Linked DNA regions of Homo sapiens: region 2 is linked to region 1. A link is an interaction called in ENCODE POLR2A ChIA-PET data of the cell type or tissue named here. Cell type or tissue: A673. All regions are shown on one strand. Links, peaks and the distances in the headings refer to the core of each region. The heading gives the core; the rest is flanking DNA.

Region 1 (15,989 bases), core at 6,991-11,990:
TTCTTATACATAGGTCGTAGCCAAAGCTCAGAGGAAAGAAGTGACATTTGGTGAGTGTACAGGATATGTTCTCCAGCCACTTTTTAGGTGCTAAGTTACATCTTGAAATAATGTCAGAAATTGGAAGATGCCGTATTTAAACTTCACTAGCCCAAGCCCTAATTCACCTCGACAGTTTAATATCTTAATGTTTCTTAAAATTTGAGGACTCTTAGAATGACCCCTTTAAAAATCTGCTGAAAAACTGGATCTTTTTGTGGGAAAAACTGTCCATACCTACATATCTAAAATGTGTATGTGGTTTCAGTCTCTCCTGTGCACAGTCCCTCCTGCTTTGAAGGGATCCCCAACATGTTTTTTTCCTAGAGGTAGTTGGTCACAACCATCGGATAACATGCTTATCACCTGGGTGATAAAATATTCTGGACACCAAACCCCGATGACATGCAATTTACCTATATAAAGAACCTGCACATGTATTCCTGAACCTAAAATAAAAAGTTGTAAAAAATAATAATACAAGTAAAAGAGCTTTCTGCATGTGTTATAAATCTGTTCAGGAGGACTTTCCACTATGCTTTCAAGAGAAGTGTCTTGAAGAATTTAGCATCACTCTGAATTCCCAAAAAGCTCTGTGCTTTTCAAGGTGCTTTTGAGGAAGAAGGATGATGCTTCAACTGTCTTCTTTGCTGTGACTTCTAGGAAGTTCATTATCACATCATATTCTCAACCAAATAATTAACACTTGACATTGGCATTTTCTTCTGTCTTTGTTTTTAAATTTTATTGTTGTTTGCTAATTTTATTGTTTTTATCTTTGTTGTATGTATTGTCCCGGCTCTCCATTTCCTCCCTCTCCCTGCCAATAAAAGAGACCCATAGATTTTATTCTTTTGTTCTACTTTTTCATCAGTTTCTTCTACATATATCTGACATATATGGAAAAAAGAATTACTGCCTATATATGCAGAACTTGTAACTCACAGGATTTCTAAACTAAAAGACTTTTCTTAATAGGTGTGAAGTGAAATTCTGCAAGTAGCTGCATCTGGGAACTTCAGAGTTAAACCGATATCTCAGTATAATCTGTCACTGCTATAGTTTCTTTTCTTTGACCTCCAAACCTTATGTTGAAATTTGACCCCCAATGTTGAAGGTAGAGCCTAATGGGAGGTGTCTGGGTCTGGGGGCAGATCCCTCAAGAATAGCTTGGTCATCAATGAGTGAGTTCTCACTCTATTAGTTTCTGGGAGAGCTGGTTGTTAAAAAGAGTGTGTCATGTCCCTTCTCTCTCTTTTTGCTTCCTCTCTCACCAGTGATCTGCCTAGGCCAGCTCCCCTTCATCTTCTGCCATGAGTGGAAGCAGCCTGAGGCCCTCACCAGAAGCAGATGTTGGCACTATGCTTCTTAGACAGCCTGCAAAACTGTGAGCCAAAGAATTCCCTTTTCTTTATAAATGACCCAGCCTCAGGTATTCCTCTATAGCAACGCAGATGGACTAAGACACTCATGCTTCCTTTCATTAGCTATTTCAAGCTCAAAAATTGTGAGACTGTGCCAAGAATTAGGGCAGGATCTTGTCATTGCGAACTTACAACTTTTCTATCTAAAGCAAAAGGTCCTAATCCCAAACCATAATTGGAAAGGTGCCTCTACTCCAACCTCATTGCCCTTCAACTGCCCCTTCTCTGCCTCCCATTCCCCTCTTACTCACCGAAAGACAAATGAGTTTAGGCTGGGCACAGTTAGCCATCGTTCTCAGAAAAACAAAATCTTGCTGCTTGGTATTCTCACTTAGAATCCCTTCACTTAGCTTATGGATCACCCTACACAGATTCCTGACAGCTCACTGGGCCAGGGAACCAGCCAGATTTTTGAGCTACATCTGCAGTATCTTTTCTACTCAGGCAGCTGGCATAAGGTGGGAAAATTCATTAACATGCTAATGATGTCCTATTTAAAATTCTAGTCCTGATTATTCTGTGATTAAATCTCTCCCCTTGACGTCGGTTTCCTTTATAGCTGAGTTACAGTGCGAAATCAACAATATTAATAAAGTACAATACAGATTACCAATTTATACACAAGGGATGGTGAAAAACTGCTGCGTAAATCTGAGGGCTGTCCTTTTAACTTGAAAAGCAGTTGTAGGCCGGGCGCGGTGGCTCACGCTTGTAATTCCAGCACTTTGGGAGGCCTAAGCAGGTGGATCACCTGAGGTCAGGAGTTTGAGACCAGCCTGGCCAACATGGTGAAACCCCGTCACTACTAAAAAAATATAAAAATTAGCTGGCCTATAATCCCAGCTACCTGGGAGGCTGAGGCAGGAGAATCGCTTGAACCTGGGAGACGGAGGTTGCAGTGAGCAGAGATCGCACCATTACACTCCAGCCTGGGTGACAAGAGCAAAACTCTGTCTCAAAAAAAAAAAAAAAAGCAGATGTAGCAAACTGTAAAAGTTGCTGATTTTTTTCATTCCACCCTTCTTTAAATAAACACACACATTGGAATCCACAATAATTAAATGTTTATAGTTAATTTCCATAAATATTCAAGGCTTGGAAGATAGATTTAGCTTTTCCTTCTATTTCACTGCACTTAACATTGCTCCGAATTCAAATGTGTTATCCTGAAGTCTCAAGAACAGCTGACAGGAGTTAAAGCACACTTCTTTATCATCTCTTTATAGAGATTGTGTCTTGGCAACAAAAGCCAATGGATTCGGTGATGAGGTCTGTCTCCCTTTGCCCTTGAGTACCTTGGCATATTTCAGTTCCTTTTCTATCACCGTATTGTTCTATTACTGACACTCCAAACTGAATATCCAACTCAGACAACTCAAGCACCTTCCAAGAAAGACAAACTTATCACTACCCTCATTAATTTGGAAAATGAATAAAGAAGCAGAAGATTCAAGGTCCAGATCTGCAATCTAAAATGCAGGAAGAGAGGACTCATTCATGTGTCATTTTAACATCTGGCCCCAGTAAATGAACAAATATTGATGGTATAGTATATTTACTATTTTAAAAGACATCATGCTGGACACCAAAGCAGTACAGTGAAACCTAAGAACAATGTTCTGACCTCGGTGGACTCACAATCTAGCCAGAGACACAAGATACAATGATATTTTAAGTGATGCATGCAGCAAATTCATCTCAGGTGCATCATTAGAGATACACTTCACATCATTAAAAGGTCTCTGTACGAGAGACACTGCTAATTGTTCCCTAAGACTGCAAATCTCCCCTTTTGCTATGGAAACAGAATTCATCACTTTAGTGGGGCACATTGCTGCCCAGGGTAAGGACAGCTCCCAGCCCCTCTTGCAAGTAGCTGTTACCATATAACAAGGTTAAGGTCACAGGGATGTGGCCGTAGCAGAGATGTGTGCAGATTTCTAAAAGCGTACTTAAAGGGGATAGATGAGCTCTCTTCCTTCTTTGTTTTTTTTCTGACTGGACTTGGACATGCATGTGGCTGGGTCAGCCAGGTTGGACTGAATGGCACATGTTGTGGGGCAGAGAAGAACAAGATAGAAGAGTCTGGGTTCCTGACAAGCAGGGTGGCTTGATCATCCATGAGTTGCCTTTTTCCCCTGAACGCTGCATTCCACAACTATTGTTGGAAATCAAAATCTTTTTTTAAGAATACTACATATTGCTCATTTCTTAAATGGTTTCATTCTCTAAGGCTAAAAAGAGTCATGGTACATGCATGCATATGTGTATGTGCATAAGTACACTCTCCTTTGTACTTTCTCTACATTTAAACTTGAACACAGAGCTCCCTCTGAATTTTTAACCCTCAAAACACAAAAAAAGCTGAATATGGACTTTGCCCCAGTTTTATCACATTTTAATAAATAAAAGCTTCAATGTATTCAGGAATTCATTATTTATTTGTTTCCCACACTCTCAACCCTAGATTATTAATTTGGTTCACCTAAAGCCAACTCACCTCAAATTGGTTAAAAAAAATTAAGCACGTGTAAATCAATGTATAGGGAAAGGGTGGCTGATCCAGCAAAATCCAAGTGTAAAAACATAAAGAGAGGCTTCACAACAGTAATGAGCCATCTGCAATTTAGAATCATCCATGGTAACAATCTCTCATTCCATTTGTTTATGTTTTATTCATCATTGTGAAAATACTTAGTGAAGTGACGATGATGAGATTCAAAAATACTGCATGGTTCTTTTTTTAAAAAGAGATATTAATGGCTTTCAGGGGCTCAACTATTCAAATGAAAATATTGCTGGACTAAATTTGCTCAAATTTGTTCACTTCCTCTTCATTCTTGGATATAATATATTCTTCATTTTATGACAAAAAACTATGTGGTGAAAACATGAGAAATTCCGTAGTTTCCATCGTTTATACATTTAAAAAATCAATAGCAGAAACCTATTTCAAATGTACAATCCTCATTCCTATCATGACAGAGTAAACCAGGCTGCGGTGTCTTGGGTGAGCGTGTTGTCATTCCCTAGTACTACAGTTATTTAGCCTCAAACGTACTGTCTCTAGTTACATATACGGCAAAAACAAGGCTTGACCTTTAAGAATGAAAAGAAAAAAAGATAAGTACTGAGCTGTTAAGCCAACTTAAGGGTATTCATTACAAAGAAGACAGAATAACTACTGAACATACTCTTTGATTCTAATATCTCTATGAAGAAACCTCTCTCTACACAAATTGATAGACATTTTAAAAGAAAATTTATTCATCCCAAATTGATGCACTTAACTTCAGCTAGCTGATTTTATATTTCTCAATCTAGCTTATAAATACTACTCTTCATTTACTTCAATTTACGGAGTATTTACAAAAGCCCTATTTCAAATCTGGTTCCTATCAGCCCCGTTTTTTCTTATTTCTTCTTAAATAAGCATACTTTGTAAAATATAGCCATTTATTCATATATATATTTCTTTCATTTGTTTTAGTAAATGACATTTATTTAGGAACCATTTTTTAAGAAATAAGTTTTTACCATCTCAATTTGCACTGAACCAGCGTCTTCTGAGACCATCCCTCTGGGTGCAAATCTCAGAGTAAGCTCAGTTACTCCTAACGACTGGAAAAGGAAAGAACACAGGAACACTTGAACTCCTCTGACAAGCAGACACTTTGGCTAAGGCGGCATTCACATCTTCTACATCATCCTTCCTGGGGAAAGAAGCTCTCAGAAAAGTCCACACATAGAAGAGCCACTTTATGGTCTTCCCTCAATTTTCTCAGATCAGCCTGATTTAGTCTATGATTGTGCAGACAAGGAGACGGAGCCAAGGGACAAAAGGAAGATAATTGTCACACAAAGAAAATGCTCAAGACCTTGCCAAGGGAGAGACTGCTCTAAATAATAACAAGGCTATTAGCAAACACAGGTTGAGACAGGGAACAGAAAAAGAAAAGATGTCACATGTGAATATGAAAACAAAAGCTGACAAGTAATTCCATTCGGTTTGCCAAGGCACCTGCCAAAAATGTCCCCAAGGAAAAGGGCCATGTGCTCCATGACGCTCTTCACAGTGACGTTCACATAAGGCACAGAACATTCTGCCTGGCCACAAAACACAACAAATATCATCAATATCTTGCCGGGGAACAGTTGTGCACTACCTACCATAGGCAGTCTCCTGGTGCTCCACTTCTCTTCTCAGTCTGTTGTAATCTTCTTTAACACTTCCCAGCTTTTTGACATTCCTGGAACTCAACACCAACAGCTTGCTGAGGAGTCCCTCCAGCCCTTCTCTCTCTGATGTTAATGATCTAATCTCCTCGGTGAGGTCTTTAGCCGTCCAGAAATGGTTTCCTACAGCACGTTGTGGGAGAGAAGAAGGGAAAACAAGCTTTACAGCATCCACACACATGGAAGATCTAGCAGCAGCTAATGTACATTCACAGCATGGGCAAAGAAACTGCACTTTGAGATTATGTACAATTTCCTTAGCAGTCCTCTGGGGAAAGAACCTGGAAAAATATTGCTCTCCTTAAACTGGAAAAATCACCGTCTTTTTTATCACCTTATTCTTGTTATGTCCATTTTAGGAGTTCCATTGGTGAAGCCATCTCCCGTAAAGTATGATGACCCAAAAATGTCCCAGTGGAATCCAGAGAAACCACAATGTGTCACTCCATTCCAATAATATACAAATGTCAAAGAGATGACATATTATAGCAGTGTGGAAGGGGACTGGGCCATATAATCAGAGTTGACCTAAATTAAATTCCTCCCCTGTTACTCAAACTGTGTGACCTGGAGCAAGAAAATTAGCACATCTGGGGCAAATTTCTTATAAAATATAATTGCAATAACACCTGACTCATAGGTAGTTACAAGAATAAACAAGAAATTCTGTAAAGCACTGAGAAAAATATATGATAAATTAAATGTAGCAAGATTGCAGGATACAAGGTCAATGTACAAACATCAATCTTATGTCTAAATAACAAAAAACTAGAAGATGATTTTTTAAAAAATACAATTTACAAAATATTTTAAATCTCATAATACTGAGGGATACTTTCTTTAAATATGTGCAAGAGCTCTACAGTGAAAACTATTTTTCAAAAACTGCTGAGACAAATTAAAGACAAATAATTTAAAAGATACACTGTATACATACACTGGAAGTTCAATATTGGTAAGATTTCAATTTTCCCCACATTGATTCATTGATTTAATATAATTCCAATCAAAATGTTATGAGGTTCTTTTGTAGAAATTTATGTGCTTATTCTAAAACGTCTAAGAGTGAGCTGGGCATGGTGGCTCACACCTGTAATCCCAGCATTTTGGGAGGCCGAGGTGGTGGGTCCCTTGAGGTCAGGTGTTCAAGACCAGCCTGGCCAACATGGCGAAACCCTATCTCTACTAAAAATATAAAAATTAATCTGGCACAGTGGTAAGCACCTGTAATCCCAGCTACTCAAGAGGCTGAGGCAGGAGAATCACTTAAACCCAGGAGGTGTAGGTTGCAGCGAGCTGAGATCCTGCCACTGCACTCCAGCTTGAGCAACAGAGTGAGACTTCATATCTAAACAAATAAAATCTAGAAGAATGAGCCCATGAGTTTGAGGCTGTAGTGCACTATGATTGCACTTTTGAACAGGCACTACACTCTTGTCTGGGCAACATAGCAAGTCCCCACCTCAAAGAAGGAGAGGGAGAAAGAAGAAGAAGGAGGAGGAGGAGGTGAAAGAGGGAGGGAGGGAAGGAAGGAGAAGACGAAGAAGAATGAAGAAGAATAGGAAGAAAGAAGAAGAAGGAAGAGGAGGAGGAGGATGACCAAAGCAATCCTTAAAAAGTGAGTCTTGGTTTCAAGACTAATGCTAAAGCCACTATAAATCAAGGTAATATGGCATTGAATATACATAGACAAACAGATCGATGGAATAGAATAAACAGTCCAGGAGTGGATTAACACATATACAGCCAACCAAAGTGCCAAAGCAAGTCAATGAGGAAAAGAAAGTATTTTCAATAAATGGTGCTGGAACAACTAGCTATCTACATGGAAAAAATATTAACCTTGATTCATACCTCAAACCACACAAAAATTTAATTAAAGGTGGATCACAGGCCTACATGTAAAAGTTAAAACTATAAAGCTTCTACAAAAAAAAAATGAATATTTGATTGACTTTGGAGTAGGCAAGAACTTCAGATAAGATACAGAAAACACTATTTTAAAAAGGATAAATGGGCTTTATCAAAATTAAAAACTTCTCATCAAAAGACACAACTAAAAAATGAGACGACAAGTCACAGACTTGGAGAAAATCATTGCATTATGTTTAACTGACAAGGAATTGAATACTACAACTTGACAATTAAAACACAAATGGTGCCATTGAAAAATGGTCAAATGACTTAACAGGCATTTTACAAAGTAGACGCACAAATGGCTAATAAGCATATGAAAAAACATTTGACATCATTAATCATTAAGAAAAGAAAAATTAAAACCATAAATATTCCACTACAAGCCCACTCAAATGTTTCAAATTAACTCAACTAAAAATGTCAACATTCACAAGGGTATGGAGCAACTGGAACTCTCACGCATGTAAAATGGTCCCTTCAAGAAAAGTTCTGCCAGTTTCTCATAAAGTTCAATGTATACCTACCCTTTAATCCAACAATTCTACTTCCAGGCATTTACACAAAAGAAATGAAAACATGTCATCAAAAATATTTGCACTCAAATAAATGGTCACAGTGTCTTATGCCTGAGAGCCAGCCCCATACTGGAAGCAACCTAAATATCCATCAGCAGGAAGATGCAAAAATAATACTATAGCTATGCAATGAAAGACTACTCAGCAATAAAAAGAAACAAACTCGTCATACATGCAGCAACATGTATGTGTCTTTTTCTTTCTTTCTTTTTTTTTTTTTTGAGACAGAGTTTTGTTCTTGTTGCCCAGGCTGGAGTGCAGTGGTACGATCTCAGCTCACTGCAACCTCCACCTTCCAGTTTGAAACTATTCTCCTGCCTCAGCCTCCCAAGTAGCTAGGATTACAAGTGCCCACCACCACGCCCAGTTAATTTTTGTATTTTTTAGTAGAGCCGGGGTTTCACCATGTTGGCCAGACTGTTCTCAAACTCCTGACCTCGTGATCCACCCACCTCAGCCTTCCAAAGTGCTGGGATTACAGGCGTGAGCCACCGCGCCCAGCCAACATGTACATGTCTTTAGAAAAGATGCAAAAGAGTAGTGCCACATGATTCCATTAAGTTCTAGAACAGCCAAAATTAATCCATGGTAGAAGATATCAGAACAGAGGAGGGACGATGATGACTGGGACAAGATAGGGTGTTGTTTCTTGAGTGATGAGACTGTTCTATCTCTTGGTAGGGCTGTTCGTAACACAGGTGTCAAAATTCAAGAACTGTAAACACTTAAGACCTGTGCATTCCACTGAATATAAACCATACCTCAATTAAAAAGAGGAAAAATTAAGAAATTTTTAAGCATGAACATTGAACAATAAATAAATATATAACATTAATGAGTGTCCCATAAATTAGTTAGTGTTAATTAGAAAACCCCACTGTGTTTTCTCAGAATTTATAGTAACCATAATCACAATAATAGCTACAAACTTTCTCACCTTTAAATGTCATCACAACTTTAGGAAACAGGTTATATCTTATATTATTATTATTATTATTATTATTATTATTATTATTATTATTTTACATTTTAACATCTCTGAAACAGGGATGTGTCCTACAATCACCATCAGCCAGGAAGTGGTCAGGATGCAGTGGTTATAACTGGATTATTTTCCCTGGCCTGGCTGACCATCTGCAACCCCCTGGTGTTTCAATGTACAAACTATTTTAGGACCATCTGCGTACTGGCTGTTGCCTGAAAATCTTGTGTTGATGTGGATTTGTAAGACTGGGAAAGCACCAGCATTCAAAACTTGAAGAAAGGTGTTAGCAGTTTGGCAGACAATCCTACAGAAAACTCTTTATTCTTGGGGGAGAAAAAGTTGCCTCCCATCAACTTCAATGGTTCACAGGATGATGACGTGTGGGGAAACACAAACCTCGACAACATTGAGTCCAAATGTGTTTCGGAAGACTCAGAATGAAGAAGAAGATGCCAAGGAAAACCTTAACCAATTTATTTTCCTTTTTAATGAGTGATATGTGATTTTTCAAAAGCCTAAATACATCTAAAAGAGCTATATCAGTTAAGTATAAGATAAAAATTCTAAACCATAGAAAGCACTGTTACTGCTTAATTGACAGCAATTTTTCTTTCTTTGCAATGTATAAAATAATGGGTGCTTTTTATGTTCACTGAAATTCATATTGTTGTCTCCTTTTACAGCTGGGAAAGCGGAAATCTGGAGAACTAAAATATCTTGCTGAAGATCACAATGCAGTAAAGCATAGGGCAAGTTTCCAACTCGAACATCACCCCAGAACACTTCCTTTTAAACATAAATTATGTTGCTAACTTTTTTATTGTTACTTAGCAGGCAGATTTCAAACTGATACAAATGTTGAAAATGATACAAAATGTTTTCCCACCTTAAAGGCATTCTGAAACCTAGCACATAACATCTGTCACTGAAGTCCATAGTTTCCAATGCCATGATTGGATAAAGACCCTATTGAGACTCATGTGTTTGTCTCTCACTGCTTAAAACACTCATGTGTTTTAAGCAACATGACAAGCACAAAAGAGAACAAGTACTGCTCCTGCTCTCCAGGAAGTTACCATAAAATAAAGGGGATAAGGTGCCTTCCAAAGAAAAAACAAATACTAGGAGAGGTCAGAGGAGAAGAGAGATTATTCCAGAAGGAGAGACTGAGGCAGATTTCAGGAGGGAAGAATATAAGAGTCCCAAAAGAAGAAACAGGAACCCAGGTTAGAGAGCAATGGGCAAGGGGTAGGAGGTGAGACTAAACTCACAAGGAAGTTGCTTCAAAACAATAGTGCCCCAAATGCCAAGCTGATGGGTTGGACCCATTTAGGAAAAACCCACAAAGTCCACAGGAGAGCAGACTGCACTTCCATGAGCTTCAAGCTGTAAACAGTAACCTCAAATAAAACTTTTCCCGGATCGGTAATTTCCATCCTGAACAATGGCCAAGTCAAGGAAGCTGAGGATCGAGCCCCCTACCGCATGCCACAAAGAACCTCAAGGGACCCCATGCTCTGGGGAGCTCGCAGGAGGACCAGCACAGAGGTGTGACTGCGTTGGGGCAGGGTGGCCACATGTACAATGTTGTACCTTCCAATGTTCCTCCTTAGGCTGTGCTTATGAAGTCCCAACATGTCTTCTGGGCTGTGTTTTCAACCAAGAGAGTTAATAAAAAGTGGGATGGGCACCAACTATGCCTCCAGAGACATCAGGCAGAATATGCCACAGCGTGCCATGTCCTCCTGCAAACAGTCAGAAAGAAAAGATCTCTAAAAGCAGATTGGAAGAGACTATATATACAGAGCGAGTGCCGGTACAGAAGTTTTGCTGCAAATACACCCTCTAATCCCTTGCAACCCACTGCAAGCTCGAGAGACCAGTGCCCTTGGTAAAACATAGGAGAGATCATTAATTAAAGCCTAGGCCCTTTCTTTGATCCTGAGGGATAAGGCTTGGGAAAATGCACAGTGATAAAAGTGAACATTTTAAAAGAGCAGAGTGAGTGTGAATTCCCAAAGAGACCATTCATATCAAGACCCAAGCCATGAGAAAATGCTACAATGCCCTTGATCAATACTTTATAGGCATTTTGACCTCAGATCTAATCCCATGAGGCTTAGACCAAGACCTTGCTTGATGCAGACCTCTCTGACTGCTGAAATTGGTCAGGAGCTCAGTGATGAAAATTTGGAAAGTCAATGCTGATACCTGAAGAAAGTCCCATCAGAGATCTGTGACCTGAATCTTCATAACTTTCACAGGCCCTTTCTAAATGCCAAGGAGGATGTGTGTGGAGAAGAATATGCCACCTATGGCATCCCAATATGCCTGTGCCCGCCTGCTCTTCAACAAGGGAATGAAACCTGGGTATTCTCATAGGTTTTTTAAAGCACTTGTCCACATATTTTATTCCGCAAATAACACAATTTAAAATTCAGCTAGAATTTGCCATTTTCTGTCAGGGTTGTGCATTTCTTCCAGTCACCATGACTTCCTGAGATAGCCAAAACACAAAATTTAAATTGTGTTTAAATTAAATAAACACAATTTATGCTGAAGCTGACTTTACCCACTCTGTTCCAACATTACTTATCCTCAGCATCTCTGAATTCAAATATCAGCCAGGTGTGGTGGCTCATACCTGTAAGCCCAGCACTTTGGCAAGCCAAGATGGGAAGGTTGCTTGAGGAGTTGGAGACCAGCCTGGGCAACATAGCAAGACCCCCATCTCTACAAAAAAATTAAAAAATTAGCCAGGCATGGTGGTATGCACCTTTAGTCCTAGCTACTTGGGAGGCTGAGGTGAGAAGATCACTTGAGCCCAGGAGCTTGAGGTGGCAGTGAGTCATGATCATACCACTGCACTGTAGCCTGAGCAACAGAGCAAGACCCCATCCCTTAAAAAAAATACCTGCCCTCTGTACTTCATAGCACCTGGGGCATTTTGAACAGTTCTTCCTTCACCTGAGGTCATTATTTGAGAATCCAATTTTAGAGACTACAATGCTCTCATTACTTGGATTGTATCATTTAATCTTCCCAACAATCCAGGAAGGGGAGTCTCTTAATGATTGTCCTTGATTTCCAGTTAAAAAATCTAGACCCAGAGGTAACCTTGTGAAGGTCACAGAGTTTCAGAGTTCTAAGATCCCATGCGAGATTGCTGAACTTGAACTTGTTTCTTCTGATCTCATGTCAATAAGTGACTTAGTCAACACCTGGGTAGAAATCATCACTAAAGTGAGAAAGCACATGGTGAGGGGGATGAATCCTGTGCCCACATGGTCCCTTTCACCTGCCCAATCCTCAGGCCTCTCACCTGGGGTACCCCTCACACACATGGCACTTTCCTGAACTCATGGACATTTCAGTTTGTAACGATCCTCCTAAGATTATCTACTTTCACCTATCCACATTTGAACTATACTTCTTTAGTGGAAAAAAAGAAATAAAGCCAGTGCTGAGAATGATCAAACTCCAGAAATAGTAGACTGCTGTATAATTTGTCTTGCGTGACACCAGATCTTTCAAGGAACTGCAAGCTCAAGTGCACAGTTAAGCAAGATCAAGATCTACCTTTGTCTTTCAGAGCCTTCCCTTGGCGAGGTCAAGGATATCTGCTGTGAGCCTGGGCTGGCTGAACCAAAGGGCAATGGAGGCGGCCAAGAAGCCCCAGCCAACTGCTCCCCTCCCCAACCCCCTTCTCCCTGGAGGTCCCTTCAGCTAGAATTTGCCATTTTCTGTCAGGGTTGTGCATTTCTTCCAGTCACCATGACTTCCTGAGATAGCCAAAAGCATTTGCTGTGAGCAGAGCCCCATGGCTGGCTTTGCACATCAAACATTTCAGACAGCCATATATTTCATAGAATACAAGGGGAAGATAACACTGGACACACAGAACTTTCCAACAGCTTGAGAAAATGTGGTGCCTGGTGACTGACTAAATATACAATCGGACAACAGCCAGGCCATAGCAAAAGATGGAACTCTGATCCACAAGGTGCAGCAACTTTCCCAGAAAACAATACCCTTACCCACAAAAAGCAACCCCGGAAGCTGGCCTGCTCTAAATCAGACCTGCTGGAAGCCAAATTGCTCTCTAGTAACTATCCAGGAAGCTAAATAATAACTTCTGTAACAATTGACTCAAAATGTTCAGGACTGGATTAATAACTGATGGCTTCCCTAATTTTTGTCCCCGATTCCAACTTAGGACCCACCAGAGAAAGCCAAATATGGTCCCCTGACCAAGCACACAGGATGTTCGCTTCTAGTGAGCCGCCTCCAGCTTCCCCGCATTGATAACCTCCAATCAGGGCACACCTGAAGCCTTCGCCTTTTTCCACTATAAAGCTCTCCCACTCGTCTGCCCACCTTTGAGTCTCTGCCAAATTGCAAATGATGGTGTCTGACTCCCTTGCTGTAGCAAGCTCTGCATAATAGCTTGTGCTTATTCTCTTTGGGTAGGTCTTCATTTCTTTTCACACCAGATAGGCATCATCTTTGAAAACATCTTTACTGGGTCTCTTGTCTCCCTCCTGCAGCCACTGATCTAAATCACAGACTTTTTTAGAAAGAGGGAAAATAGTAAAGAAAGAAAGCGATTGAGTTGATGCTCCCAGCCACTGTCTGTACCCTGAATTTTGTTTTTCTGCCATATGTCAGGTGGCCTCTCCTGGACCATCGTCACTGTTTCTCCTGCTTCCCTGCAGCTGCAGACACAGGAGCACTGTGTAGGTCTGGCCTTGAGCACCCACCCACCCAGTACAGAGCCAGCCCCTGCTGTTCTGAATCAGTGCAGTGACCACTTAGAACACAGTGCCCATGCCTCTGTGATCTGAACTGCTCTTTCCAGTTCCATACAATGTTAAGAACCCACTTAAGAATGTTTTAATCATTCAGTAGTTTTTCGTGGTATATAATAAAAAAGTGATTTAAATACAATCTATTTTATTTTAGATTATATCATTAGGGGTTATTTTACAAAGTTACCTTTAAATACTATTGTAAATAAAATTAATAACAAATAAGCAAAATTCTTACTTTTCCTTGTTTGACAATTGACATGGTCAATTTAATTTCCTTTAAATTAATTATGCAAGAAAAGGATATTTCCTCAAGAAAATTTAAAATGATATATATTTCTTGGTTGGGTGCCAAATATTCATTCAGAAGAAGACGGAAATTTAAATCCTTGTTTCTAATTTAAGGAAAAAACTACTTTCATTATTGGATGTGTGAAATTCACCCATTTTGTGTTTATCTAGAAAATCTAGTTTATTGTCCAAATGTTCTTATTTTCCCCAAAAGCATCAGTTAGGAGAGAAGATTTCCAGCTGCCATTAAAATACAATTGTGTGCAATGAATACATTTTGGGTATAGATAGTTTTTATTCTCTATAAATGAAATGCCAAATTGGATAGAACCATCCTTTTTTTTTTTTTTTCAAAAAAAAAAGGCTTTTGGAGTATCAGAGACATCCTCTTATGTTATTTTAAAATAAATAATTATTTGAGCTGTTTGCTTCTTGGAAGCAGATAACAAGGGGGCAGGTGAGATAAAAAAAAAATATATCCAAACTGAGGTGAGACCAAAGATGGCCAATCTAAGAACCAGGCAGATGTCTCTGCCTGTCCTGGGAAGATTCCCTCACCAGGCTCCCTCACTGGCCAGAGGAGCCCACTTGTTGGGCTGCCAACTGGTTCCTATAAATTCTAAGGCAATTAGAATCATGTGGTGACTGTAACGGGAATGACACAGCTGCCCAGGCATTAGAAGGAAACCACACCCAATGGCTCAAGCCAGTGGCGAGAGATAAAAACTGAGAGACATCTCCCCTGACTAGCAGACTGGGCTCCCTGCTTCCCCATTGCTTCCTTTAAACAGGCCATTCACACATTTGCCTGAAAACTTACAGTGGCCCAGACCCTACTCCCTATACACACTGCCAGTTGCCATGTGCCTTGTTTCTCTCTCTCTGCATGATGCTTCATTCCTATCTGGAGTGGCCCAGGGACAAAGGACTGCCCTCCCGACTCTCTGTGCCCTCCCTGCCCAGGATCCGTAAATTACACTTTTTGAATTTGTTTCCTACTGTGGTGTATATTGCCTTTGCACCTTCCATCTGAAGACCAGGGGATGCCCCAGGCCAGGTTTTACCTGGGATGCCCAAGAGAGCACAAGGTTTGGCTCCCAGCGCCAGAGCAATGGGCAGGGGGGCATAAACTGAACACAGGAAAGGCAAGAGCCACAAAGACATATAAACAAGTTTCCCAGGCGAGGAGCCCCTGGTCACAGGTCAGACAACTAGGCATTGGGCCATCTACCAGGTAAAAGCAGCATCCTATGAAAGGCACGCAGTAAATACCATGTCCATCTCCCCTTCATTTCCCCTTAGGGCGGTTTGCTAGCTGTTCTGGGACTGGAACCTCAGTTTAGCTGGGGGCTCTCAGAACAGACAGCTAGATGAATTAAACAATGAAGTCTCTCAGCCTTAGGCACATCTTCCAGGACAAGGGGAAGGCCAGGGGAGAGTAACATCAGTGATCCTACAAGATGTGCTTCCAGGCCAAGGCCAGGTTGCAGTTGCAGCTACTTAGCCATGGTACACGGTGGGCCTGGAGCTTCTGGGTGTGCAAAGATGTGACTCAAGAGTCCATCTGCCAGCAGTGAGCAGGGCAGGCCAGCTCTCCTCTCACTGGTACGGTGGTTCCAGCCCTCACAGGACATTAAAACCACCTGGAAACTGTTTATGAAGGTTCCTATATTCAGGAAAAATCCCTAGAGATTCTGACCGAAGGAATTTGGTG
Region 2 (15,989 bases), core at 5,577-10,576, 130 kb before region 1:
TACACAATATTGTTGCCCAGTTGTGATGAAACATAATTTATGAATTTCACTGAGGGAATTTCGCAAAAGGAAAGAATTTACTTTTCCCTCTAAAGCAGAGGCTTTTCATATGCAACTGTTAAAAGACACACGAGCTTGTGGGTCTGATGGGTGGTCTGAGCTGTTGCTGTTGGGAGAGCTGCTGGGACACTAGCAGGAAGACGTAGTTTGTGCTCAGTGGCCAAGGATGGCGCCCCCGTAAGGCAGCCAGATCCGGACTACGCAGTGTTTTCCAGGCTGGAGGTGCCCTCCTCAACTGTCTTACAAAGTTCCCAAGCAGCCAGCCCAAATACTGCCTGCTCCTTATGCCAAATGGATTTGGCAGGAAAAAGGCCAAATTGGCCAAGCAGAGGCACAAAGTGAGGTCAGAACAACTTCCCATTTGAGGAAAGCCTTTTGTTGGCTATAAAGTTCCATTCATCACTCCAGGCCTTACTCCCACCTCAAAACACACACATGCTGTCCACATCCAGGCACCGGCCCTCACCCCCAAGTGGCCTCACTATGCCTGACTGGGCACCTTTTGCTTATAAACATAGTCTCATTAGAGGCCAAAGATGCTAAGACAACGTGCCCCGGCTAGTAAGACACACACAGAGGTCTCCTCTCCTTTAATATGCAGGTGATAGATACATGGGTGATGAACAAGTATGTGTAAAAAATTAACACAGGAAGGCCGGGCACGGTGGCTCACGCCTGTAATCCCAGCACTTTGTGAGGCCGAGGCAGGTGGAACACGAGGTCAGAAGATCGAGACCATCATGGCTAACATGGTGAAACCCCGTCTCTACTAAAAATACAAAAATTAGCTGGGCGTGGTGGCACGCACCTGTAATGCCAGCTACTCAGAAGGCTGAGGCAGGAGAATCGCTTGAACCCAGGAGGCGGAGGTTGCAGTGAGCCGAGATCGCACCACTGCACTCCAGCCTGGGCAACAGAGTTGAGACTCTGTCTCAAAAAAAAAAAAAAAAAAAAAAAAATTAACACAGGAAAAATACAAATGATTGAATATCTGCTTCAATCTAGAATAGCCCTTGGACCTGCCCAAGAGGGGCCCCTGCCCTGGGCATCATGATAGAGAACCCTCACTTCCAGATTCCTCCAGAATGCCCCTCTGCATGGTGAGGCAGTCACATGGCCAAAAGATTTGCCCCTTCAATTCTGGTTTGTGTTCTTGGTACCCAGAACACGGGAATTTCCTGCCCAAATGTCCCTGGGAGCACTTCTTTTTTTTTTAATTATACTTTAAGTTCTAGGGTACATGTGCAGAACATGCAGTTTTGTTACATAGATATACACGTGCCACGGTGTTTTGCTGCACCCAACAACCGGTCACCTACATCAGATATTTCTCCAAAAGCTATCCCTTCCCGAGCCCCCCACCACCCGACAGGCCCCGGTGTGTGATGTTCCCCTCCCTATGTCCATGTGTTCCCATTATTCAGCTCCCACTTATGAGTGAGAACATGTGGTGTTTGGTTTTCTGTTCTTGTGATAGTTTGCGGAGAATGGTGGTTTCGAGCTTCATCCATCTCCCTGCAAAGGACATGAACTTATCCTTTTTTATGGCTGCATAGTATTCCATGGTGTATATGTGCCACATTTTCTTTATCCAGTCTATTATTAATGGACATTTGGGTTGGTTCCAAGTCTTTGCTATTGTGAATAGTGCCACAATAAACATAAGTGTGCATGTGTCTTTATCATAGAATGATTATAGTACAATGATCCTTTGGGTATATGGGATTGCTGGGTCAAATGGTATTTCTAGTTCTAGATCCTTGAGGAATCGCTACACTGTCTTCCACAATGGTTGAATTAATTTACACTCCCACCAACAGTGTAAAAGCATCCCTATTTCCCCACTCCCTCTCCAGCATCTGTTGTTTCCTGACTTTTTAATGATCGCAATTCTAACTGGCATGAGATGGTATCTCATTGTGGTTTTGATTTGCATTTTTCTAGTGACCAGTGATGATGAGCATTTTTTTATACGTCTGTTTGTTACATAAATGTCTTCTTTTGAGAAGTGTCTGTTCATATCCTTTGCCCACTTTTTGATGGGGCTATTTGTTTTTTACTGGTAAATTTGTTTAAGTTCTTTGTAGATTCTGAATATTAGCCCTTTGTCAGATGGATAGATTGCAAAAATTTTCCCCCATTCTGTAGGTTGCCTGTTCATGCTGATGATAATTTCTTTTGCTGTGCAGAAGCTCTTTAGTTTAATTAGATCCCATTTGTCAATTTTGGCTTTTGTTGCCATTGCTTTTGGTGTTTTAGACATGAAGTCTTTGCCCACGCCTATGTCCTGAATGGTATTGCCCAGGTTTTCTTCTAGGATTTTTATGGTCCTAGGTCTTACGTTTAAGTCTCTGATCCATCTTGAGTTGATTTCTGTACAAGGTGTAAGGAAGGGGTCCAGTTTCAGTTTTCTGAATATGGCTGGTTAGTTTTCCCAACACCATTTGTTAAATAGGGAATCTTTTCCCCATTGCTTGTTTGTGTCAGGTTTGTCAAAGATCAGATGGTTGTAGATGGGTGGTGTTATTTCTGAGGCCCCTGTTCTGCTCCATTGGTCTATATATCTGTTTTGGTACCAGTACCATGCTGTTTTGGTTACTGTAAGCTTGTAGTATAGTTTGAAGTCAAGTAGCGTGATGCTTCCAGCTTCATTCTTCTTGCCCAGGATTGTCTTGGCTATGTGGGCTCTTTCTTTGGTTCTGTATGAACTTTAAAATAGTTTTTTCCAATTCTGTGAAGAAAGTCAGTGGTAGCTTGATGGGGATAGCATTGAATCTATAAATTACTTTGGGCAGTATGGTGACTTTGATGATATTGCTTCTTCCTATCCATGAGCATGGAATGTTTTTCCATTTGTTTGGTCCTCTCTTATTTCCTTGAGCAGTGGTTTGTAGTTTTCCTTGAAGAGGTCCTTCACAACCCTTGTAAGTTGTATTCCTAGGTATTTTATTCTCTTTGTAGCAATTATGAAAGGGAGTTCATTCAGGATTTGGGTCTCTGTTTGTCTGTTATTGGTGTATGGGAATGCTTGTGATTTTTGCACATTGATAACAGCAACTTTGCTGAAGTTGCTTTTCAGCTTAAGAAGATTTTGGGCTCAGACTACGGAGTTTTTTTAATATACAATCATGTCATCTGCAAACAGAGACAATTTGACTTCCTCTCTTCCTACTTGAATACATTTTATTTCTTTCTCTTGCCTGATTGCCCTGGCCAGAACTTCCAATACTATGTTGAATAGGAGTGGTGAGAGAGGGCATCCTTGTCTTGTGTTGGTTTTCAAAGGGAATGCTTTCAGTTTTTGCCCATTCAGTATAATATTGGCTGTGGGTTTGTCATAAAAAGCTCTTATTATTTTGAGATACATTCCATCGATACCTAGTTTATTGAGAGTTTTTAGCATGAAGGGGTGTTGAATTTTGTCGAAGGCCTTTTCTGCACCTATTGAGATAATAATGTGTTTTTTGTCATTGGTTCTGATTATGTGATGGATTATGTTTATTGATTTGCATATGTTGAAACAGCCTTGCAACCCAGGGATGAAGCTGACTTGATTGTGGTGGATAAGCTTTTTGATGTGCTGCTGGATTCGGTTTGCCAGTATTTTATTGAGGATTTTCACATCTATGTTCATCAGAAATATTGGCCTGAAATTTTCTTTTTTTGTGGTGTCTCTGCCAGGTTTTGGTATCAGGATGATGCTGGCCTCATAAAATGAGTTAGGGAGGATTCCCTCTTTTTCTCTTGTTTGGAATCATTTCAGAAGGAATGGTACCAGCTCCTCTTTGTACCTCTGGTAGAATTCGGCTGTGAATCCATCTGGTCCTGGACTTTTTTTGGTTGGTAGGCTATTAATTGCTGCCTCAATTTCATAACTTGTTATTAGTTTATTCAGGGATTCCACTCCTTCCTGGTTTAGACGGGAGGGTATACGTGTCCAAGAATTTATCCATTTCTTCCAGATTTTCTAGTTCATTTGCATAGAGGTGTTTATAGTATTCTCTGATGGTAGTTTGTATTTCTGTGGGATAGGTGGTGATATCCCCTTTATCATTTTTTATTGCGTCTCTTTGATTCTTCTCTCTATTCTTCTTTATTAGTCTGGCTAGTGGTCTATCTGTCTTGTTGATCTTTTCAAAAAACCAGCTCCTGGATTCATTGATTTTTTGAAAGGTTTTTCTTGTCTCTATCTCCTTCAGTTCTGCTCTCATCTTAGTTATTTCTTGTCTTCGGCTAGATTTTGAATTTGTTTCCTCTTGCTTCTCTAGTTCTTTTAATTTTGATGCTAGGGTGTCAATTTTAGATCTCTCCTGCTTTCTCCTGTGGACATTTAGTGCTATAAATTTCCCTCTACACACTGTTTTAAATGTGTCCCAGAGATTCTGCTTTGTTGTGTCTTTGTTCTCATTGGTTTCAAAGAACATCTTTATTTCTGCCTTCATTTCATTATGTACCCAGGAGTCATTCAGGAGCAGGCTGTTCAGTTTCCATGTAGTTGTGAGGTTTTGAGTGAGTTCCTTAATCTTGAGTTCTAATTTGATTGCACTGTGGTCTGAGAGACTATTTGTTATGATTTCCATTCTTTTGCATTTGCTGAGGAGTGTTTAACTTCCAATTATGTGGTCAATTTTAGAATAAGTGTGATGAGGTGCTGAGAAGAATGTATTTGGTATTTATGTGATGGATTAAGTTTGTGATGGGGTGGAGAGCTCTGTAGATGTCTATTAGGTCCGCTTAGTCCAGAGCTGAGTTCAAGTCCTGAATATCCTTGTTAATTTTCTGTCTCGTTGATCTTTCTAATATTGACAGTGGGGTGTTAAAATCTCCCACTATTATTGTGTGGGAGTCTAAGCCGCTTTGTAGGTCTCTAAGAACTTGCTTTTTGAATCTGGGTGCTCCTGTATTGGGTGCAGATATATTTAGGAGAGTTAGCTCTTCTTGCTGCATTGATCCCTTTACCATTATGTAATGCCCTTCTTTGTCTCTTTTGATCTTTGTTGGTTTAAAGTCTATTTTATCAGAGATTAGGATTGTAACTTCCGCTTCTTAAACTCAAGCAAGCCTCTTTGCCAGCTTAGGCTTCTGAGTGTGCACAGTATGGCCAGTCTGTGCTTTCCTAGGCCTGAGGGTGCAGGGGGCTTGCTGCGTTAAGGGTATGTGGAAGGAAAGTGAGTGGAAAGGGACTGTGGTGGGTGGGCTTCCCCAGGAAGCTGACCCTGAGGTAGAGTTTAACACCCTGGATGCTTATTAGGGAGTCTCTTCTGCTTACCACCTGTGAAAGTGCAGAGAAGAGGCAGGATTGCACGGAGCTGCAAAGCATATCTGACAAATGCCCCAGCCAACCCACAGGGAGCTCTGAAGCCAAGGAGCCCTTCTTCCGAGTTAGCACAAGGGACAAGGCTTTTATGCCTCTGCATTGATTGGATACCAGATCCAGATGCAACTTTGGACAAGGCCATTTTCTTTAGCCCCCACAAACCTGAAAGGCTGACAGCTGGGAGTAGCTGCAGAAACCTGACCCTTCCTTCCAGAAGAAGGATCTGGGCAGTGCATCCAAGCCCCCACCACAGAGCAGGTAGACAAAACTCAGACACACATGCTGGAGTGTCTGTGCACAAATCTGCAAGACAGTCATGGTGAGGGAAAACAGAGATGTGCAGAAAAATAGAGCTGGAGGCTGGGTTCAGTGGACCAGTGCTCTGGCACCTCTGCTTTCTGATATAGAGTCCAAGGAATTCAAGCATTCTAAACTCATACCTGGTCTCCTAATCATTAATCATTAAGAAGTCATATTTGTGGCTGGGTGTGGTGGTTCATGCCTATAATCCCAGGACTTTGGGAGGCCGAAGCAGGTGGATTACCTGAGGTCAGGAGTTCAACACCAGCCTGGTCAACATGCTGAAACCCCATCTCTACTAAAAATACAAAAATTATCCAGCTGTAGTGGCACATGTCCATAGTCCCAGCTACTCAGGAAGCTGAGGTAGGAGAATAGCTTGAACCCAGGACGTGGAGGTTGCAGTGAGCCAAGATTGCATCACTGCATTCCAGCTTCTGTGACACAGCGAGACCCTGTCTCAAAAAAAAAAAAAAAAAGTCATATTGTCAAGTCATGTTCTTCGTCAACAATCATGTTCTTTTTCATTTTCAGTATTTTATGATGCTTTGACATCTTGGGGCCTTGCTGACTCTAGAGGGACTGCTCCTCCCAGGGTCATTCCTAGAAAGAGTAAACAACTAACCTGTGAGCACACCCTTGCTAGGATAACCAAGAAATCCAGAACCCACACCCCCAACCACCTCCTGTACTAGGGTCTCACATGCTGGGCTACTATCCTTTGCCCCTGGCATCAGATAACTAGGGACACCCCCTATACTCCAGAGTCCACGGAAGTTATTCAAACTAGCTAATCCCAAGCCTGGTTGTCTTGCCTTTCCCATTCCTTCTCACAGAAACCGCAATACTCTTGCCCACATCTTCCCCCTCACTCTCTCTACCTCCTCACCAATGCTGGTGCATCGCCATGTGGCCTGGCATAGCATGGCATGTCCCAGCCCTTGGGAACTGTGAGTAACAAACTCTTTTCAATGGCAGCTGTCTCCTGATCTGTTGGCCTCATCATGCCTGAATAATACATTTTAAAGCATCAAGGTAGGACAATAGAACATGCTATATTTAGCCATTTACTAGACTGATTTATCTCTGAAAATATGCAGATATATAGTATAGGGGCCTTGGGCTGTATCACGGCCCCAGCCCCACATGTATTAGTGGTGAGGCTGCTTTTACCGATATCCACAGTTAATTCTAAAATGGACAAAGGAAGAGAAAAAGGCAAGCCTTCTTAGCTACGAGCATGACATTATGAAGGGGCTGAATTTCAACCTTTTCAAACTAGTCCACAGGGAACATAATCCTTGATCTCCCACAAACCCCAGCAGTCTGTGTTATAAGGCTCCCAGACAGCAATTTTCCTGGTAGAAGCAGGAAGGAGGCAATGCCCGGTGCTCAGCACAAGGACCTATGGGCGGCTGGGAGTGTCCCTGCTGGTACAACTCAGAGTATTCAACACAGTTTCCTGAAGCTAAAATGTGGCGCCTCTGGCCATGGCGTTTTCTTTTTTTTCTTTTTTATTTATTTTACTTTATTTTATTTTTGAGACAGTCTCACTCTGTTGCCCAGGCTGGAGTGCAGTGGTGCAATCTCGGCTCGCTGCAACCTCTGCCTCCCAGGTCCAAGCAATTCTCCTGCATGGGCCTTCTGAGTAGCTGGGACTACAGGCATGTGACACCACGCCAGGCTAATTTTTGTATTTTTAGTAGAGACGGGGTTTCACCATATTAGCCACGGTGGTCTCAAACTCTTGACCTCAAGTAAATCTGCCCGCCTTGGCCTCCCAAAGTGCTGGGATTACAGGCGGGAGCCACTGCCCCTGGCCTGGCCATGCCATTTTCTGTTTCCATGCAGCACAGCTGGGAAATAGAGAAGGTTGAATGCACAGCTCTGATGGAAACTATGACTGCTGTCTTCTACAGGGCCACCCAGCAGGTTCCCTCTTAGGGGAGGAGCCTACACCTCCCCTGCACCTTTTTATACTTGTCCTTCTTCCTGGAAGTAGATCCCAGAAAAACCTGCTTGATACCTGCACTGGCTTTCCCTGGATCTTGAATAAAATCCAAATCCTTCCCAAAACCTTCAGGTGGGGCATGGTCAGCCTTGCTTGTTTTTTCCCTCTTTCCCTCATCCCCTGGTTACCTCGTCCCCCGGCCCCCAGATCACACGTCTGGTTTTCTCATCTCCACTGCAGGAGCTCTTTCCCCATCCTCTGTCTGGCACGCTCTGCTCCCTCCCTGTGGGGGCAGCTTGCTTATCCTTTAAGCCTTGTCTTAAATGTTCCCGCCTTTGAGGGCACTTTCCCCTACAGTTCTTGGCTGGCTGCCACCCTGATAATTTGCTCTCTGATCCTTTACTGGTGCCTCTGCAGTCCTTTTAACAATTATATATTTTTTGTTTTTTATTTTTGTCTTTCCCATTAGAATTCGAGTTTCAGACCAGGCGCGGTGGCTCACGCCTGTAATCCCAGCACTTTGGGAGGCTGAGGCAGGCAGATCACGAGGTCAAGAGATCGAGACCATCCTGGCCAACATGGTGAAACCCCATCTCTACTAAAAATACAAAAATTAGCTGGGCATGGTGGCGTGCACCTGTAGTCCCAGCTACTCGGGAGGCTGAGGCAGGAGAATCGCTTGAACCCAGGAGGCAGAGGTTGCAGTGAGCTGAGATTGCGCCACTGCACTCCAGCCTGGTGACAGAGCAAGACTCCATCTAAAAAAAAAAAAAAAATTGAAGTTTCATGGGGAGAGCACCCCATGGTGGGCTCTCCATACACGTTTGTTGGATTATCTATGAGCTCTCCTACCTCGCTTTGCTGGCCTTGCTCCTGGAATCTCACTGTTGCTTTATAAAGCAGAAAAAGGAAGGTAGGAAAGCCTCTCGGGGATGGGCACAGGCAGTGGGAATGTGGGAGCCGGCTGAGTGTTATGAATTAGCAGAATAGGGGTCACTGGTGTCTTATATGTCCAAGCTTTGGTGTGAATACTCAGCACCTCCTGCCTGCAAGAAGCCCAAAAACTCTCATTGCAGGCATGCAGAGCAGCCCAATGTAGGGATATCTGTGCAATGTGAAGGCTGCCATACCAAATCCTAACCCAAGAACTCAGATTCAGGACTGTGGGTGAAGGGGAACCTCCCACCCACCCATCTGTTCACCTGCATGCCTATGAGAGGAGGTGTTTGTAAGCCAGCGTTCTGTGCACCCTGCGAATGCCCATGTCTTAATCTGCTCCCCACCTGCCATCTGATGGGTGTGGCAGAGCCGGAGGAACATGTCAGCTGGAAAGCAGAGGAAAGAATGTTAAAGCTCCCTGCTGTGATGCACCCGCAAGCTGGCCACAGCCAGCCTCTCATTGCAATCAAGAACGTCATGGAGCAGCAAATGTTGAAGGCAGAGTCTCAATTTCAGTCTTTGGCTTTAGAAATTGTATTTGGGGTAATGCTAATGTGAAAACTGCATGTATTAAAACAAAGTGCAATAACACGCAGCATCTCTAACAGCTTACAATGAGTGTCTTCTTTCCTTTCTCCCCCACCCCCTTCCTTCCTCTCAAATACACCCTAAAAGAGCACAGGGTCTAGGAGAATTTAAAAATAGACTCACATGGATTTCAAGTGGAGTAAACTAAATGAGTCCAATTTTCTATGCCTTTCATTTTAAATTATGTGCTGAATGTCGGGAAGCATAAGATGTAAGTGAGGAGAATACGACATTTAAAATCTAATTTTCAAAAATTGGGTCCTAAGGCAGAACAGTGAAAATGCATTTACACATATAATTGCGCCTGCAAATCAACACTGGCAGAACAAGTGTCCCCCTTGGCTCGGGAGAGTGCCTGGCCGGGGCTCACCAAGCCATGGGAAACCAATTCACTCACTCGGCAGGTATGTGCTGAGTCCCTGCTAGGTGCCAGCTGGTGCACTTGATGCCCAAGTGGATCGTACTCTCCAGCTCATGGCCTCAAGAACCGTGCAAACTGGTGAGAGAATTGCACAGGGAAAGCAGTCTTTACCACACACAGAGAGAGGGGAAGGACAGAGGACAAGATAGAATAGCAGTGAGCACCAGGAAAGGCACTTTCTCAGTGGAGGTGGAGGTGAGGGAGGTGTCCTGTCATGGAGGAGGGAAACAGCTGAGTTAAAATATTAAGAATAAGCGGAGAAACCCAGGCATGGTGGCCCATACCTGTAATCCCAGCACATTGGAAGGCTGAAGTGGGTGGATCACCTGAGGTCATGAGTTTGAGACCAGCCTGGCCAACATGGTGAAACCCCATCTCTACTAAAAATACAAAAATTAGCCAGGCACAGTGGCACGTGCCTGTGATTCCAGCTACTTGGGAGGCTGAGGCAGGAGAATTGCTTGAACCTGGGAGGCGGAGGTTGCGGTGAGCTGAGATCGCGCCACTGCACTCCAGCCTAGGTGACAGAGCAAGACTCCATCTCAAAAAAAAAAATAGAATAAGCAGAGAACAGGGCAGGTAGTAGGAAGGAATGCCAATGGTAAGGAGCTCATACTCAGGGGCTTGGAAGAAGAGGGAGGATGGGACATATTAGGGAAACTGAATGTCCGGGCTGATTGAAGATTAGCATGTAAGGAAGGCAAGAGAGGATGAGAGGGGAGTTTTGAGAAATAAAGATGGAGGCAGAAAACTGAGGGCATGACAAGAAACGTGTGTGAATCCCTGCAGGAGTGTGGATTTTCTCCCACAAACAAAGGGAAGCCATTCAAGGGCCCTACAAAGGAGAATGATACGGCCACTTTCTTAGTTCATTACAGATGGAGAAAGGTGGGTTGTTAGGAAAGGTATTTAGGAAATAGAATTGACAGGACTTCGTGTTAGGCTGGAGTCATTCATTTATTCATTTATTCGCTCAACAACTACTTATTGAGCAACTACTACATGCCAGGCACTATTCTAACAGCTAGAGCTATGACGGTGAAAAAACAGCATTAAATAAGTGGATATTTGTAAAAATGCTTAGAGCAGTTCCTGACACTTGGAAACCACTCTATTACTACTTATTAAATAGAATTAATACAATAAAACACATATGTGCTGACATTCCAAGAGGGAAGACAGCTAATAATAAGCAAAGTGGTAAGTAAACATACAATACACTGATGCTGATAAGCATAAAGGACGATTACGTGTAGGAGGGGGGCTGTCATCTTAAATTGGGTGGTCGGAGGCGACCCATTTGAGATGCTGACATTTCAACCAAGACCTGATGGAGTTGAGATTACACAATGAATAAAACAGAGAGGAAAGAATCCAGACTGACTCAAGGTTTCTGGTTTTGTCAGCTGGCAGAGTTTCTAACATGTAGGGTTAGATGTGTTTTTAACACAGCCAAGCAGAGTTGCCTAACAGAAGAAAGTCGTGAGGCTTTGGGATTCAGCAGAATGGGGAATAGGGACCGGCTGTCAGTTTATAGGATTAATTGAAGCTATTAGAATCATAAGACCATTGGTGGTGGGTGGATTGGTTTTATCGCTGTGGTACTGCATTGCCACACATTTAGCAGATTAAAACAACACGAATGATTGGTTTCATGGTTCTGTAGGTCAGAGGTCCAACACAGAAGGACTCGGCTGGCTCTCTGCTCAGTCTCACAGGTTGAAACCATGGTGAACGCAGGGCTATGTTCTCTTCTGGAGGCTCTGGGATTCAAGACATTTCTGAACTTGGTCAGGTTGTTGGCAGAATCCAGTTTCCTGTGGCCCTAGGCTGAGGTCCTCCTCTTCTTGTGTGCTGTCAGCTTCAGAGGCTGCCCACTTGCCCTGCCTCATGGGCCCCCCTTCACCTCCAAAGCCTGCAGTGGCATGTCATCCAGCACTTCTCACACTTCAAACCTCACTGTCACTCCCTCTGCCTCATGGCTCCTCCTGTGCCCAGCCTGAGAAAGTCTTCCACTTGTACGGGCTCATGTGATTAGATTGGGCCCATCTGGATAAACCAGGATGCTCTCCCCACCTTGGGATCCATAACCTTCCTCACTTCTGCAAAATCCCTTTAGCCTTGTAACATCCATCTTCACCGGGTTCTGGGGATAAGGGCATGGACATCCTTGGGAGGGTCATTATTCTGCCTACCACATCAGGCATGTGGAGGGAAAAGAAAACCCAGCTGGGGACAGAACCAAAAGAACAAAACCTTAAAATGACGGATGAGAAGGAAGGACCAGTAAAGAGAACAGAGATGGAGTGGTCAGGGAAGCCAAGAACCCCCGGGAGGAGATGTCTATAGAAGCCAATGAAGAATGAAGTGTTTCCAAAGCCATCAACTGGATCAGATGCTGCCAAGAAAGCTTGAAGAATTGAGTGGGATTTGCAATTAAAAAAAAAAAAGATTAGTTGTGATCTACAGCTGCTTTCATGCACACACGCAAACATACATGCATGTTTAGGAATCCCTCTTTCAGGTCATTTCCTACCAAGCTGCTGTGCTTCCCCACCCCATCGAAGCCGGGTCCCCTTCAGTCCCCAAGCCTCCACTGCCTTCTGAGATCTCCAAGTGCCCTGTCAGCTGCAGCCTGGACATCCCCCCATCCACCCGCCTCCACACAGGCCCAGCCAGCAGAGCCGCAGAGAAGAGACCATGTTCCGGTGCTGTAACCCTGGCCGGGGGCCAGGACCTTGTCAGTCAAATAGATGTGAGCCTGGTTTTGAAATAATCAGCCTGGCTTTATCCCACATGCATGCTGTCCCTCCTGTTGCATAAAATGAAAGCTCTGTGTGCAGAGGAAGCAGAGAATCAAGTCTTTTCCTACTAAATCCCCTGAGATCGATCCCCCTGATCTCTGAAAGCACTAAATGCCTATGGAAAATCTATTCTCCAACCCCCACAGTTTCCTGGTATTTGTTTTAAGTATTTAAAAAGCATTAGGCTTGACACCGGAATGGCTAATAAGTTAATGTCCTAGATATTTAGGAGGAGCTAGGTATAAAATTATTGGCTTAAAAGGATCCCAGAGAAACCATTTCTTCTAACAAGATCATAAAATGCACTTTCCCAGTGAGTCATATATAACTGGCTCAACTATATAATAAAATGGGGATACAGGTTTAATGGAAGACAGAACCTGTTCAACTGCAGATTAGAGTGTAATTTTTGTCTCACACTGCTGTGTGTTTGAAGGATTGTAGTATCTTTTTTTCTGATACTCTTTCTGTCATGAGACTCAGAGATAAGTGAGTAGTTTCTCGTTATCACAGGGACATGTTATAAATATGTCAGTTGGAGGGTGACTCCTTTGACCAAAAAGAAGAAATTATAGGAAGTTCAAGCTCAGTTTTTGATTGTACAGGTAATATCAGAAAGGCCTTTGTTGCTACCTTGGAATCTCATTAAGGTTTAAGAAGGAAGAGAGTTTCAAAGGATTGTGAAAATATATTTATTCTGCTTAAATATCTGAAAATAAGATGGATAAAACTCCTATGGGCTCCTTCTTAATTACAGGTATTGAGATTCAGAGACGAGACAAGAGACACAAAGGTAAAGAGCAGTGTCCTCAGCCACCATCATAAGCTGTCACCATGTGACAACAGTTCCCGGGATCTTTAGAGACAGGTTTGTCATCCTGTATGTAAACCTAGCCCTGCAACTCACTTCTCTGCCAGTTTTTCCTCTGTACTAGTTTAATTATGCAACTCTTCATGACATCTACCTTCCACAAATAAAAACATTCAAACCTCTTTCAAAATGAAGAATGCAATGCTGTTGTCTCACTATTTTTCACGGTGTGGGTAGAGAGAGTGCAGGGGTGTCAGACCTACCCTACCCTGTCACATGCCACCTCACCTGCAGGGAAGCAACGCTATATAACTGACCAGCCTAGAGCAGGGGCAGCAGAACTAGGAACTGGGGCTAGATGCTGGGAAAACTAGGTATTGGCTGGATGCTGGGAGAATATGGGCAGGATGAAAACGGTGAATCTATGAGAAAAAAAAGTGGAGTGGAAGGTGGCTGGGCCGAATGTCCAAGGTCAAGGCCAAAGAGGTGTAGATGACCCCAGGGCCGTGAACCAACCAGGGTCTGAGCCTGAGGAGTAGGAACCAGAATGTTGGGAGGTCAGCTCAGGGTGGTTCCTGGGGTCAGACTTTCACAAGCTCAGGACGTTTCCTGCAGCTGCCTCTCCCCAGCATGGACACACTTTCCTCTCTTTCAAAGGGGCAGCTGTCTAAACCTGGAATGGCCAGTTTCCTCCTGCAGTTTAATTACGTTGGGAAGAATACAGGAACCACTTAGGTGCTAGAGAGGAGGACGCAGTAAAAAGGTCTATCCACAACTGCAGTCATACCACATGCGCATGTAACTTCCATACGTTCAACCAGGTGCACTCTATGTGAATGTTTTGTGCAATAAAAATTCTGGAAAATTCTATTTTGCATGTGTGTTCTATTAAGTGTTGTCCATTGTGCACGTCCACATTTATATTACTGAAAAGACCCAAACACACAAAACCTTGTGTACTTTATGGGCAACTTAAGGAATTTTCAAGGGCAATTGTAAATGTGCTTAATTTATGCCTTAGGTGTTAGCTTTAGACGCCAAACCCTGTATAAGGTACGAGTCCCTCTACTCACCGAATTGGCTTTTTAAGCCCACCCCTTAACACCAGGATTACATAAGGATGCAATTGTTTAAAAATGTTTGCATGGCTTTCCTCATCAAAGGGTTTACACTGATTACGTTTCCTGAAATATCTATTGCTGAACAATTTTATATCACGCGTAGAGGACAATATGTACATTTGTAAGACATTCCCAACTTTCAGTGTAATCTTTCCTGCTTTGGAAATTTCAGTCTCTCAATTTTGAGAAGCACTCTAATAAAATTTAGTGCTTTCCTCCTTCCTCACCACGCCCCACGCCCCCAACACCCAATCTTTTGTGAATTTACTTCCTTTGTATATATGAGATTGTTGGAAAAAATCCGTGCTGAAAAATGCGGGGGACCCACCCCACCCAATGGTGTTTCCAAATGTCTTGTTTTCCCCTGTTAGATGTCACTTGCATATTAAACACTCACGACATGCCACAGTCCTCTGAGGCTTGGCTCAGTGCTCCCCAGAAAGTCCAGAGAGCAGACTGTATCATCCTGCTGTATTAAGATGTTCAGAAATCTCTTTAACACAATCCTTCGTTGTCCCATTTGGCAAGAGCTCCCTCTGAATGTGAGCACACAAGGGCTATGTCATTTATCTCTCTGGCTCAGTCCCAACCACAAGTTAATCCCTGCAGCGTGTTCAAACAAGAGCAGGAGGCTCTGAGATAAACCCTTTCTTCGGTTTTCACCAAACCGCTCTCTAAATCAACTCCAGTGGAGGAAGCACAATCCAGAATTAAGCTCTGCCCCTCAAATGAGGGGAGGACTGGGATGCCCTCCATCACCACCAGTAACCTTTGGGTTATCTCTTCAGAAATGGAAGTCAGGGTGTAACTATGAAATGGAACAATTTGTCCACCTGATCAAAATAAAGAATATGCATTTCCAATAATTTTATTAAACAGATCATTCACCTAAGAAACCTAACAATCATTGATTTAGCTGTTTTTCATCCAACTAGGTAACAATATATACGTTACATATCTTACAACTACAAAGGATTGCTATTTAAGAAAAATTAATACTAAAAGGATTTCACTTCCATAAGTTGCATATTTCTACTGTGATTTGCGTCACTTAAAAATGACTTGTTTCTTCACTTATCTGTGCTATGTTGTGTCCACTAAACCGCAGCACGGACCATTTAAGAGCAGCTGTTCTTGAGCTACAAGGACATTAACACACAGTCCCCACAGCATGGCCTCCACGCCCTGGATACACACGGAGGCTGAAGAGTAACTATTCCCATAAGATACAATGCTGAGGAGCTGAGACTTCCACACATTGTAAAGGAGTTTATTTCAATATTTAACTAACCAAAGTAGAAGTGGACGCTGGGTCAAAAGGAGAGGAAGGAGATGCAGACAGAGATGGCGACCCTGAAGCAAAGGGTGTGTCTAACGCTGCTGGGAAGCCCTCACAGCTATTGCTGCACGGTCACCCCCCTTTTCCTGCCTGGATTCTCCCTCCCTCTTCCCACTTTCTTCATTGTTGACTCCCTCTGCCCTTCCTTCCAGTGATATCATGGGAGAAATTTCAGCCTTGTCGAAGGTTGAAAAGGTGAGTGAATATTGGCTTCTCGGCTTCAGCCTCCTCTTCAAGGCCTATGTTCACAACAATAATTTTGCTGGAGCCCGGACCAGGAATCCTGCAGCAGAAATAGCCAGTCATGTTTCCAAGTAGTGCCGGTCTCAAGGGAGGCT

Evidence for each region. ChIA-PET counts read pairs that join two places held together with the same protein. Peaks named below come from ENCODE experiments on the same cell type or tissue, not always from the same donor. Only the 100,000 strongest peaks of a DNase experiment are listed, where the experiment ranks them.
Region 2: POLR2A ChIA-PET joins it to region 1 with 9 read pairs; 3 of 35 experiments call an interaction of 5 or more read pairs at or near these places.

Annotation. Positions count from the first base shown.
Region 1 is chr1:231,808,162-231,824,150 of GRCh38, reverse strand. DISC1 (DISC1 scaffold protein) reads right to left here. Exons shown (of 13, transcript NM_018662.3): 9 at 5,634-5,822. It overlaps TSNAX-DISC1 (TSNAX-DISC1 readthrough (NMD candidate)), which reads right to left. Exons shown (of 16, transcript NR_028393.1): 12 at 5,634-5,822. It overlaps DISC2 (disrupted in schizophrenia 2), which reads left to right and starts at 5,634. Exons shown (of 1, transcript NR_002227.2): 1 at 5,634-9,525. It overlaps LOC105373170 (a long non-coding RNA gene), which reads left to right. Exons shown (of 4, transcript XR_949268.4): 2 at 1,317-1,426; 3 at 9,860-15,989. In A673, for the core only: no CTCF peak of the experiment used is centred there; no DNase peak of the experiment used is centred there.
Region 2 is chr1:231,933,892-231,949,880 of GRCh38, reverse strand. All of the region lies in intron 9 of DISC1 (DISC1 scaffold protein), which reads right to left. The region is part of intron 12 of TSNAX-DISC1 (TSNAX-DISC1 readthrough (NMD candidate)); the gene reads right to left. It overlaps DISC1-IT1 (DISC1 intronic transcript 1), which reads right to left. Exons shown (of 4, transcript NR_126441.1): 2 at 8,831-8,953; 3 at 5,922-6,132; 4 at 4,676-4,958. Among named protein-coding and RNA genes, the nearest start is that of DISC1-IT1, 16 kb to the right of the region's middle. In A673, for the core only: no CTCF peak of the experiment used is centred there; DNase peaks (open chromatin) are centred at 7,950 and 8,980.